2 separate regions of the Homo sapiens genome follow, and region 2 is linked to region 1. Evidence: chromatin contacts called from ENCODE Hi-C or POLR2A ChIA-PET data. All regions are on one chromosome and are shown on one strand. The core of a region is the stretch at or near the end of the contact, and the rest is flanking DNA. Distances in the headings are between cores, read along the strand shown.

Region 1 (4,841 bases), core at 719-3,218:
AAGAGAGAAGAAAGGGAGAAATCCAGTCTCTCCCCGACCAAGTCTTCCAAGAACCGCTTGAGCGGGGTTGGCACTAGGACTAAGTGTAGTGGGGGATACATAGGCCAGAAAGCCCAGCCTTCTCTCCTCCAGTGTCCCCAGGTCCCCCTGTCCCCAACTTCCAGAAAGCAGAGCTGTCCTCTCGCTGTCCGCTAGGGAGTAGCCAGTTCTTGCTGCTCCACACTGCTGCAAGGGAAGTTAGCACCTGCAGGAGGCGTGGGTTTCTGGGCAGCTGGGGCATCCTGTAATGGGAGGCTCCAAGTCCCCTGCAGGCAACTGCGTTTGGAGGCCATTTTCTCCATTGTATAATAAACATCCTGGGACTTCCTCACCACAAAGCCGCCAACCCCCACCCCTATGGGATGCAACAAGGGGGTTTCTTCCGTCTACTCATCTGTCCGCTATAAGGGTAGGGACAAAGCAAGCCCTTAGAAGGGGCTTTGGCCTTATAATTAAACTTTTAACTAGATCTAGTTTTCCCCTCTGCCAAATTGAATTTTCCTTGTTCACATTTTCTTCGTTTTGGACACAGCTGACTGATTTTGTTTCATCTCATATTAGACTCATATATCCAGTGATTTAATTAATCTCACCAGCTGTCTGGCTGTCCCACAGGACCTGCCTTCTCCGCTGTTGGCGTTAGAAAACGATTCCCTTTGCCTTTCCTCGCTCTGGCCTCCGCGTGGAGCCCCAGGATCCTTGACCTGACCTGTGGGCTCCCCAGCCAGGCGTCCACGCAGGGGCTAGATGTCTCCCACGGGGCTCAAAGTGTCCGCCAGGAGGGTACATGCCCTCCGCCCCGCAACACACACACACACCTCACAGGCGCGGGTGGGAAGCTGCCTGAAGCCCTACGGCTGCAGTTTTATTACAAGATTTCTTTCCAAACGCAAGATCAGGCCAACAAGCTCAGCGACTCTGACGCTTCACATCTTCACCCACTCGCACCGTGTTCCGAACCCACCCGCACCAACGTACACACAAAACTCCCACGCGAGCGACCGCAGTCCCAAATTGCATCTCCATACCCACTCCCACCCTGCCCCGAACGTCTTAAAAAACAAACAAACAAAAAAAACTGGTAAGAACCCTCACCCCACATTCTCCCACCCCGCAACGCTGCAGCGCACACAGGACAGAGCCGGGCGTCCAAGTCCCTTCCCGCGCCCCCGCCGACAGTCTCGCCGCGTCCCCGCCCGGGCGCCCCAGGCACGTAGCTGCCCGCCCGGAGGCGGCGGCAGAGCGCAGAGAGCGGGGCGAGGGTCCGGGTCTCCGGGGTCCTTCTTGCAGCAGCGCTGGCGAGGGCGGACCCAGATGGCGCTCAGTACAGCCCCAGGATGGCTGCGCCCACGTCCTTGGAGGGCCGGCGCTCCTGCACCAGAAAGTTGATCATGCTCTCGGACTTGATGAGCAGGTTGCAGCCCAGGAAGAAGACGCCGAAGACCACGGTAAGCGACAGCACGCAGAGCACGGCGATCTGCGCCACCCGCGACACCCACAGGCTGCGCTCGTCGGGCGCCAGCCCCGCGGGGACCCCGTCGCTGGCGGCCAGCGGTGCGCCCCCTGGACAGCAGCCCAGCCACGTGCCCAGCCCGTGGGTGCGGTTTCCCAGGGCGGCCCCGGCGCCGCCGCCCACGCCGTCCACCTCCTCCAAGCCGCTGTGGTTCAGGAAGGTCGCGTTCATCGCCGCGCGGCGCCGGGGGTCTCGGCGCGCAGTCCCGGGTGCACTGGGCTGCTCGCCGGGGTCCGCGCTCTCAGGGACGCTCCGGACCCCTCGGACCGGCTCCTGCGGTACGGGGAGGGGACGAAGGCGGGAGGCTGGCTGCCTGCGCGCTCTCGGGCCGCCTACCCCTGGGCACCGGGCGGGAAGCGACCGCCCGGAGGAGCGAGCAACAGGCGGCGCAGGAGCTGGAGCCGGAGAACCTAGTGTGCTTAGCGGTCGCCCGCTGGGTTCCTCGCGCGCCTGGCCGCCCCTCCCCTAGCAACGGCCCGGCCCCGCCCCGCCGGTCCCCGCGGCATCTCCGAGGGGCGGGAATCCCGCCGCGGGCGCAGCCTCCCCGGAGTCCCGGTGCTGGAGGGGGTCGGGAGATCCGGCAGCCTCTGTCCGCGGGCCGGCGAAACTCCACCCCCTCCTGGCACCCGCTGTCCGTTCTTGGCTAGAAAACCTCTCCAAGGTGCCCATTCCAGGATTTGATACCCTTAGCAGTGAAGTTATTCCGGAATCTGCCCTGACTCTCTTCGCTTATTATTTAAGCCCTCGTAAGCCTTGCTAGACATCAGATGAGTCGCCGGGACCCCTGGCGCTGCCCACTCCACTGGCCCCGGGTCTCCTGGGCGGTCCTGCCTCACAGCTTTCCCGGGGTGAAAGCTGTCGCGGCGAGGCGGGCTCTCTGCCTCCTTCCCTACACCCTCCTCTCAACTTGGTCCCATTTAACTTTTTTTTTAAATTAAAAAATAAATTACTGTTTTTTTCTTTCTTTTTTACACAAACATAGTCATTGTAGACTAGTTTAGAAAACATGAATTACCGAAATTACTCTAAAACTTTATAATCTGCCTCCTAGAGAGTGTCGATGTTATCACCTGGGTATAAACTCCTCCCAGACTTTTTCTATTTGTGCCTTTCTCTAGATAACAGATATGGGGATGCACCGTTCCTGCTTACTGCCTCCCAACCTTTCCTCACTTAACAGCGTAACTTTCCCTAGCGATGGTCCTCTACAGCTATGGCTCTGAATTGCCTTGGAGGGTTTATTAAAACCCAGATTGCTTCCACCTCCCGCCCCCAACCTCCCCACCCCAACCAACCCCAAGAGTTTCTGAATCAGATGTGGGATGGGGCCCCAGAATGTGCATTTCTAACAGTTCCCACGTGATGCACAAACTACTGAGCTACAACATCATTTTTAGTGAAGGAATGGCATTTTAAGGTATGGACTACTACAGTTTATTTAACCAAGCTTCCTGCTGGATGTCTGAGTTTTTCTTTCCTTCTTCTTCCTTCTCCCTTTCCTTCTCTCCTTCCTTCCTTCTTCTTTCTTTCTCTTCTTCTTTCTCTTCTTTCTTTCTCTTCTTTCTTCTTTCTTTCTTTCTGTCTTCTTTTTTCTTTCATCAGAAACAATATTACCATAAGGAGCCTTGTAACAAAGTATTTGTGCCAAAACTGATTTTTCTTTAGATTGTATTTTGAAAAATGGACCTGTAGAATCAAAAAGTAGGCCGGGCGCGGTGGCTCACGCCTGTAATCCCAGCACTTTGAGAGGCCGAGGCGGGTGGATCACGAGGTCAGGAGATCGAGACCATCCTGGCTAACACCGTGAAACCCTGTCTCTACTAAAAATACAAAAAAAAAAAAAAAAATTAGCCGGGCGTGGTGGCGGGCGCCTGTAGTCCCAGCTACTCAGGAGGCTGAGGCAGGAGAATGGCGTGAACCCGGGAGGTGAAGCTTGCAGTGAGCCGAGATCACGCCACTGCACTCCAGCCTGGGTGACAGAGCGAGACTCCGTCTCAAAAAAAATAAAATAAAATAAAATAAAAAAAGAAAAAAAGAATCAAAAAGTACTTCCTACTAAATTGCTTTCCAGAAATATACCAGTGTACAATCATGCCCTGTGGGGAAAGGGGGCTCCCCACCCCCAACATTGTTATCATTATTTTAAAAGTCTTTGCCTGAGTAGCGAAGGGGGGTGGGGGCAGGGGTGGTTTCTCACCCGTATGTTAATTTGCATGCTTTGATTGTTGCAGGAGAGTAAAGAAAGCACTTTGTTATTGCAATAATGCAGGCAAAAGATGCTGCCTGGAGACTTGAATTCCAGTGGTGACAGTGAAGTGGGAGACAAGGGGATGGAAAGGGCATGGCAAATTGGAGTGAAGGGATTCGGGATGCCCCAACACACAGGCATCACAGAGCCTCTGCTCCCTGTTATGGTTTGAATATGTCTCCCCAAGTTCATCTGTTGAAAACTTGACCCCCAATGTGGAGGTGTTGGGAGGTGGGGTGAGATGCTGCCATTGTTTGGGTCAGGGGCACCACCCTCATGAATAGATTAGTGCCATTGTCTCAGGAGTGGGTTCTTTATAAAAGGATGAGTTCCACCCCTCTTTCTCTTTCTCTCTCTTCTCTTTCTGGCATGTGATGTCTTCTGCCATGTTTTAATGCAGAAAGAAGGCACTCACCAGATAGATGCTGGCCACTCGATCTTGGACTTCCCAGCTCCTAGACTGTGAGAAATTAATTTCTATTTATAAATTGCCCTCTTTATAACAAGCATCCTGTTATAGCAGCATAAAGCAGACTAAGACACCCATACCCATCCTGATACTCATTATTAGAACATTAAGCATGTGTGTATATCCTGGTAAGTTATTAAAATTATTATTTTATTTATTTATTTTTATTTTGAGACAGGATCTCGCTCTGTTGCCCAGGCTGGAGTGCAGTGGTGCAATCACAACTCACTACAGCCCTGATCACCTGGCTCAAGTGATCCCCTTACCTCAACTTTCTGAGTAGCTGAGCCCACAGGCATGTGCCACCATAATTTTTTATTTTATTTTTTGTTCAGACAGGGTCTCACTATGTTGCCCAGGATGGTCTCGAACTCCTGGGCTCAGATGATCTACCACCTCAGTCTCCCAAAGTGTTGGGATTACAGGTGTGAGCCACTGTGCCTGGCAAAATTATCACTTTAAAGATGAAGAAACTGAGGCACACATAGGCACCCCAGATTGGGAAACAACCTGGCTCAAGCTCCTCAGTCCTGGGAAAGCTGGCCTGGCGCAAAGGCATGCAGTTTTCAGGG
Region 2 (4,841 bases), core at 1-2,500, 88 kb after region 1:
CTTGGAAGATGGGAGGCTGGATGGCTCTTGGGAGCAGACCCGCAGGGTACTACTGCACTTCAGGAAATAGCAGAGAGAGTTTGGTACAGTTTACTATCCTAGGCTGTAGGATTTTGAAAAGGAGATACCATGTCGTCTATGTCTTGTTGATTAGAAGACTATTTGAGTGGAAAGTGGATAACCTGGACCTCTGGTTCACCGTGCGCACAAGTGTAACAGTTGTTTTTGTTTAAAGAGTGAACGGAATATTTCATTTATTTTAGCCAGGCATTTATATTTTGATGTCTTGTTGTTTGCCTTAGGTTTTTTACTTTTACTATAGAGACTTTGGTTTTGTTATTTGGTAAGAGAGGAGTGATAACTAAACAGGCATTAAAAGTAATAATTTGAGGTGAGTTAGATTTAGTTACATTAATAAGATGGGAAGTAGTTGAAGGAGAGAAAAGATAGATAAAGTTTTTTTAGTTTTAATTTGGTAGGGCTTGACCCTGGAGCAATGGCCTATGACTTTTATGGTGATGACATTTTCTCGACTTGGGTACGACGTGTTAATTTATTTTTTTGCTGTGCGAATGGCAGTCTTGGTGGTCAGCAGCTTAAGGTAGGTTTCTTCCTAGGCTGGCTTGCATTTTTCTTTTTTTTACATCTTTCGATAAGGACGTGGTTTTCAAGCTGGTGCTGGTGTACTGGAAATGTTAGGGGTGGTACCTGTGCTAAAAGGCTTTTAGTTTTGAGGGAAGGGAAAGTGGAAAATAAGTATATAATTTTTGAGAAACTGATTTTTTGTTTTAAATGTGGGGACATTAGCAGTAGAATGTAAGTAAGGCAAACTATAGGTATTTTTTGGTCTATAAGTCCTTAGTGCCTTCTTAAGTTTTTTTTTTTTTAACTTTTTCTTATGTTGCTTTTGAAGGAAACTTTGGGGTTTTTTCTTAGAACTTTGTACATCTTGGGGCTTGAGGCCCCATAGTGACACCTCCAACTCCTTCCCCGCTGAGCGCTGCCTAGGGGACGCGGCGGCCTGGCTCCCCTTAAGGTCTTGGCCTCCCTGTGGCCTTTATTGCTCCCTTGCGTTGTGGCCTTAGGGATGAGTGGCCCTGTGACTTACCTGGCAGCCCTCGGACCTTGCTCCTGCCCAAGCCCCTGCCGTTGGGCCCCGGTGTTGGGTTCGGTTGTGCTGTCTAACGGCTGCCTGGCCCCCTCCCCCCTCCCCTGTACAGGAAGTGTCTGTTGGCGGCTAGGTCCCCCACCAGATGGCTCATGCTGTGGCCACTCTAGGAGCAGCTGGAGGTGGAAACTCGTTGGTATTAACCCTGTGCTGGAGGGCCCTTAATGGGTTTTTTGATGCAATTGGAACAAGATTTATTTATTTTTTATACGGGGCTTAGATAACATTTCTCTTTGGTTTAGCAATATTTATTTTCATTTGGAAAATTTTTAGCACCTATTTTTATTAGTTTTTAGAATAAAGAAAGTCAAACATCATTTTATGTTTGATAATGTTTCCTGTATGATTTTATAAGAGATAAGTTAAATTTTACCTTTATATTAGTGTACTATTAATGTTAAACTACATTTTAATAAAACCTTGTAGATATTATTTAATTTTAACGTTTGACTATAAGGTAAGATTTTTATAGATTCTTTTTAACCCTTTATAATTTTTGTTAAAGAGCAGGTTAGTGCTTTAAGAAAAACCTATTGTGCTTTTATTTTTATGTTCAGTTCATAGAAAAACTGGATGATACCCCTTTAACTTTAGCCGATATGTTTATACACAGAATTTTTTTTATAATTAACATTTTAAAACTTGCTTAAACTTTTAAAACAAATTTTTTTGACCTTTTAATGTAGGTAAGAATTCAAATTTTTATGCCTCTTTATAATCCTTTTATTAAAAGTGTATTTTATTTTCCTTATACACCTTGCACATAAACTTAATAGTTTTACATTTAGGAGGCCAAATTAGTTTTAAATTATATAATATGTTTTGCATAAATTCTTTTTATAGCATTTTTTATGACTTTTACAGATAATTTTTGACATGCCTTAACATTTTGCCTTCCTTTTATACTATTTATTTTTTTAGTATTATCCTTTTTTCAAAATTTCTGTTTTTTCCAATCTTTCTTATTTTTTCCATTTCTCTATTTGCGTTCTTTTTTTTTTTTCTTTCTGTCATTTCCTGGTTTCTTCCTCATTCCCGAGTTCTCCTGCTCCTGCAGCTGGCAGGCCGGGCAACGGCATGGGTACTGCCCCTGCGCACGCACTGCCGTCCATCTCTTTTGTTTTTTTCTGATTTTCCTTTTTAGTTTTTCCCTTCTCTCCTCACACTTACTTTTTTGGGCTGGGTGGGATTTGCGCAGCCGTAGTCCAGCCCCAGGAAGTTGGTGCCCTGTTGAGCTCACCGCTTTCTTCTGGATAACTCCGATCTCAGCCTTATTCCAAGTCTTAACAGTGTCTTCTCATCCTTAGTCTCCTAGCCACTGTATACCTTCTTTTCCGTCTCCTGCCGTCCTGAGGACACCCCATCCCTAAGTCTTTGCTAAACTGTCCTGAACTCTTACTGCCTCCTTTCCTACCACCCTCACCCAATCTTGTTAAAAAATGACATCTCCGTGTCCTTTCACCCCCGCTGACACCACCGCATGTCTTTACCCCAACTCTGCGTCCATTGCTTCCCTCGACCCCACTCCCATTCAACCTGAGAACTTAGTGCAGAGTCTCCTTCCACCAGCTGCCCCTCAACAGCCAAATGTAGGTGCTCACTCAGACCCACAGTTAGAGACTGAGCAGCATGATTGGTGGGTGCAGGGGCTCAGGTGGTAAATAAGGGTGGAGGAGCAGTGGGCTCTCCCCAACTCTTGGGTCAGCCGGGGTTTTTCCTGGCATCTGGTCTCCTGCACCTGTCCTCAGGGATTGTGTTTCTGGCATTCATATTAAATGACTTGTGCTGGCTGCTGGAATGGTAGGTATCATTCAAATATCTGGAAGGTGAGAGATGGCCACTCACTCAGCTCACTTAGCACAGAATGATGGAAGCTGCCCCTTCCTTCTGGTTGGTGTTCTTGCCCTGGAGAGCCTCTGGGAAGTTCTGTGTGGTGTTGGCTGTGGTCACAGAATATTGTTCATGTTTCTTTTCCTGGCATTTGTAAGGGCCTCTCCCTGCCAGAGCTGATGGCAGATCAATCCTGATGCCAAATTCAGGGGATGTGATGGGTGCCAGAGGCAATGTTACCTGTTGTGAAGAGTATAGGTGAGTAGGTCCTGGGGAGGCTGAGGCCTAGGTGGGTACAGAGGCTCTTGAATGGCTTTCTTTTCTTATAAGTGCTGGATCATTGACTTTTGGCCATCTGGGTTCCATGAACACAGGGAACCATGTTATCTCAGAGTAGCTGAGGCAGAAGGACATTCCAGAGGCACCCAAGTCCCATGCTAGCATTTAGTTTCCTGGGGGCTTTTTGGTACACATGTTCTCTGAATCCTGAGGACCTGGCATCAGATGGGTGGGCCATTTGACCACAGTTTTAAAGGGCCCCAAAGAACCTTGTCTCTGCTTGCCATTTATAGTCTTATTCCGTTGAAAAAATGAATGCTGTTTACCTTCAATGTCCTCCCATTAGTATATTTAAGTTGGTTTCAGCCTTATTGGCAGCTTGACTTAATGGAAGGAGCTCCACAGTCATCTTAACACTTCAGAGTTATATACCCCAACTTCCCACAGTGTGTGAAATGGAGATACCTGCCCCGTGCCTCATTTTTATTTTATTAATCAATTCATTCAACAGCTTATTTTTTGAGCACCAGTGTGTGCCAAACACTGGTGAATGGGTCAGGCAATGGTCCTGTTTTCATTCAGAGTTTGGTCCTTGTTAGAATCCTCTGGGATATGGGACAAGAATATAGAGAAGATTCTGCCCTCATCCACTAGCCCTGAGTCTGGGAATCACAAGCTAGAAGTTTCTCACCCTTCATCTGGTATTTAATTACTTCAAAGCTCCAACCCCCACCACCCCACCCATCACAGAAATCCAACTTTCCTCAGGTGGACAGAGGTGCGGTTTCCTCAGTCAGCACTCACATGCCTGAAAGATCAGCTGCCTTTCTGAATCAGAGGGTAACTTTGTCATTCTTTTCCAATTGAAAAAACGTGACTCATCAATTGGTACAGCAGTTGGATGGCTTAAAGCCAGGCTGTGGCTCTGAACAGCCAGGTACACAATTCAGGCAGTGGAGAGAAGGCCGTAGGGAGTGGCTGAGAAGTCCCTCAAGAGAAGAGGTTGCTGTTCACTGATGGTAGAGTGTTTTGAGAGTGGTGAAACCAGGTTATCCCTTTCTTCTTTTAACGTAAGTCTCATCCAAGTCACTCTCTTTTTTTGCTTCCTTGATCTCTGGAGGAAGTGAAATTGGACATATAGAGAAGGCCAGGCAGTATAATGCAGGAAACCAACTGGAACTGTTCCTTCCTAACTATGTTGGAACATTTAAGAAAGTATAGCTCTGAGACTTCAGGAGCATTGGTAGGACCTGGTCTCAGCTGGTTGGGGCTATAAATCTGATTGGCAGAACTGTTTCATGTTGGTTTCTGACCTTCTGTGATGAAATGGAGCTTCCGAGTACCTCTGAGGAGGAAGTAATAGTTTGCCTGAAATTCTTTGAGCCAAAGACCTGAGGCCATTTGGTCCAGGGGAAGATGCGGGAGTTGGGATGAAGAAACCATATGTTTCTTTGACATATTTTGGAATGGCCCTGCAAAGCCATCTCTTGTGGGGGAAATTTATATCCTGCAGACTCCCTTCCCTTTCTAGGCCTTTTCCTGATCTAGGAGAGATTTAACTAAG

What was found. A loop is a pair of places that touch in the nucleus more often than their neighbours do. ChIA-PET counts read pairs that join two places held with the same protein, here RNA polymerase II (POLR2A). Pooled maps may share reads with other maps.
Region 2: a loop to region 1 is called in a pooled map, with 2.1 times the contacts of the local background. The contact joins the enhancer-like site here to the promoter of RPRML in region 1. A Hi-C loop is called at or near these places in 1 of 50 pooled maps. POLR2A ChIA-PET finds 5 or more read pairs at or near these places in 2 of 52 experiments (CD4-positive, alpha-beta T cell and H1).

Annotation. Positions count from the first base shown.
Region 1 is chr17:46,977,285-46,982,125 of GRCh38, forward strand. It overlaps RPRML (reprimo like), which reads right to left and starts at 1,969. Exons shown (of 1, transcript NM_203400.5): 1 at 872-1,969. The coding sequence starts at 1,723. The coding sequence ends at 1,361. It also overlaps a transcript of LRRC37A2 not described here. RefSeq lists enhancers at 74-754, 755-1,434 and a silencer at 1,912-2,091.
Region 2 is chr17:47,066,306-47,071,146 of GRCh38, forward strand. The region is part of intron 2 of LOC101927060 (a long non-coding RNA gene); the gene reads right to left. Among named protein-coding and RNA genes, the nearest start is that of RPRML, 89 kb to the left of the region's middle. RefSeq lists enhancers at 1,844-2,345, 2,346-2,845. Within about 2 kb of position 1,251, at least 38 of the 41 ENCODE cell types and tissues checked have a DNase peak (open chromatin) inside an H3K27ac peak, as active enhancers do; they include CD4-positive, alpha-beta T cell, where a contact is called at or near this core.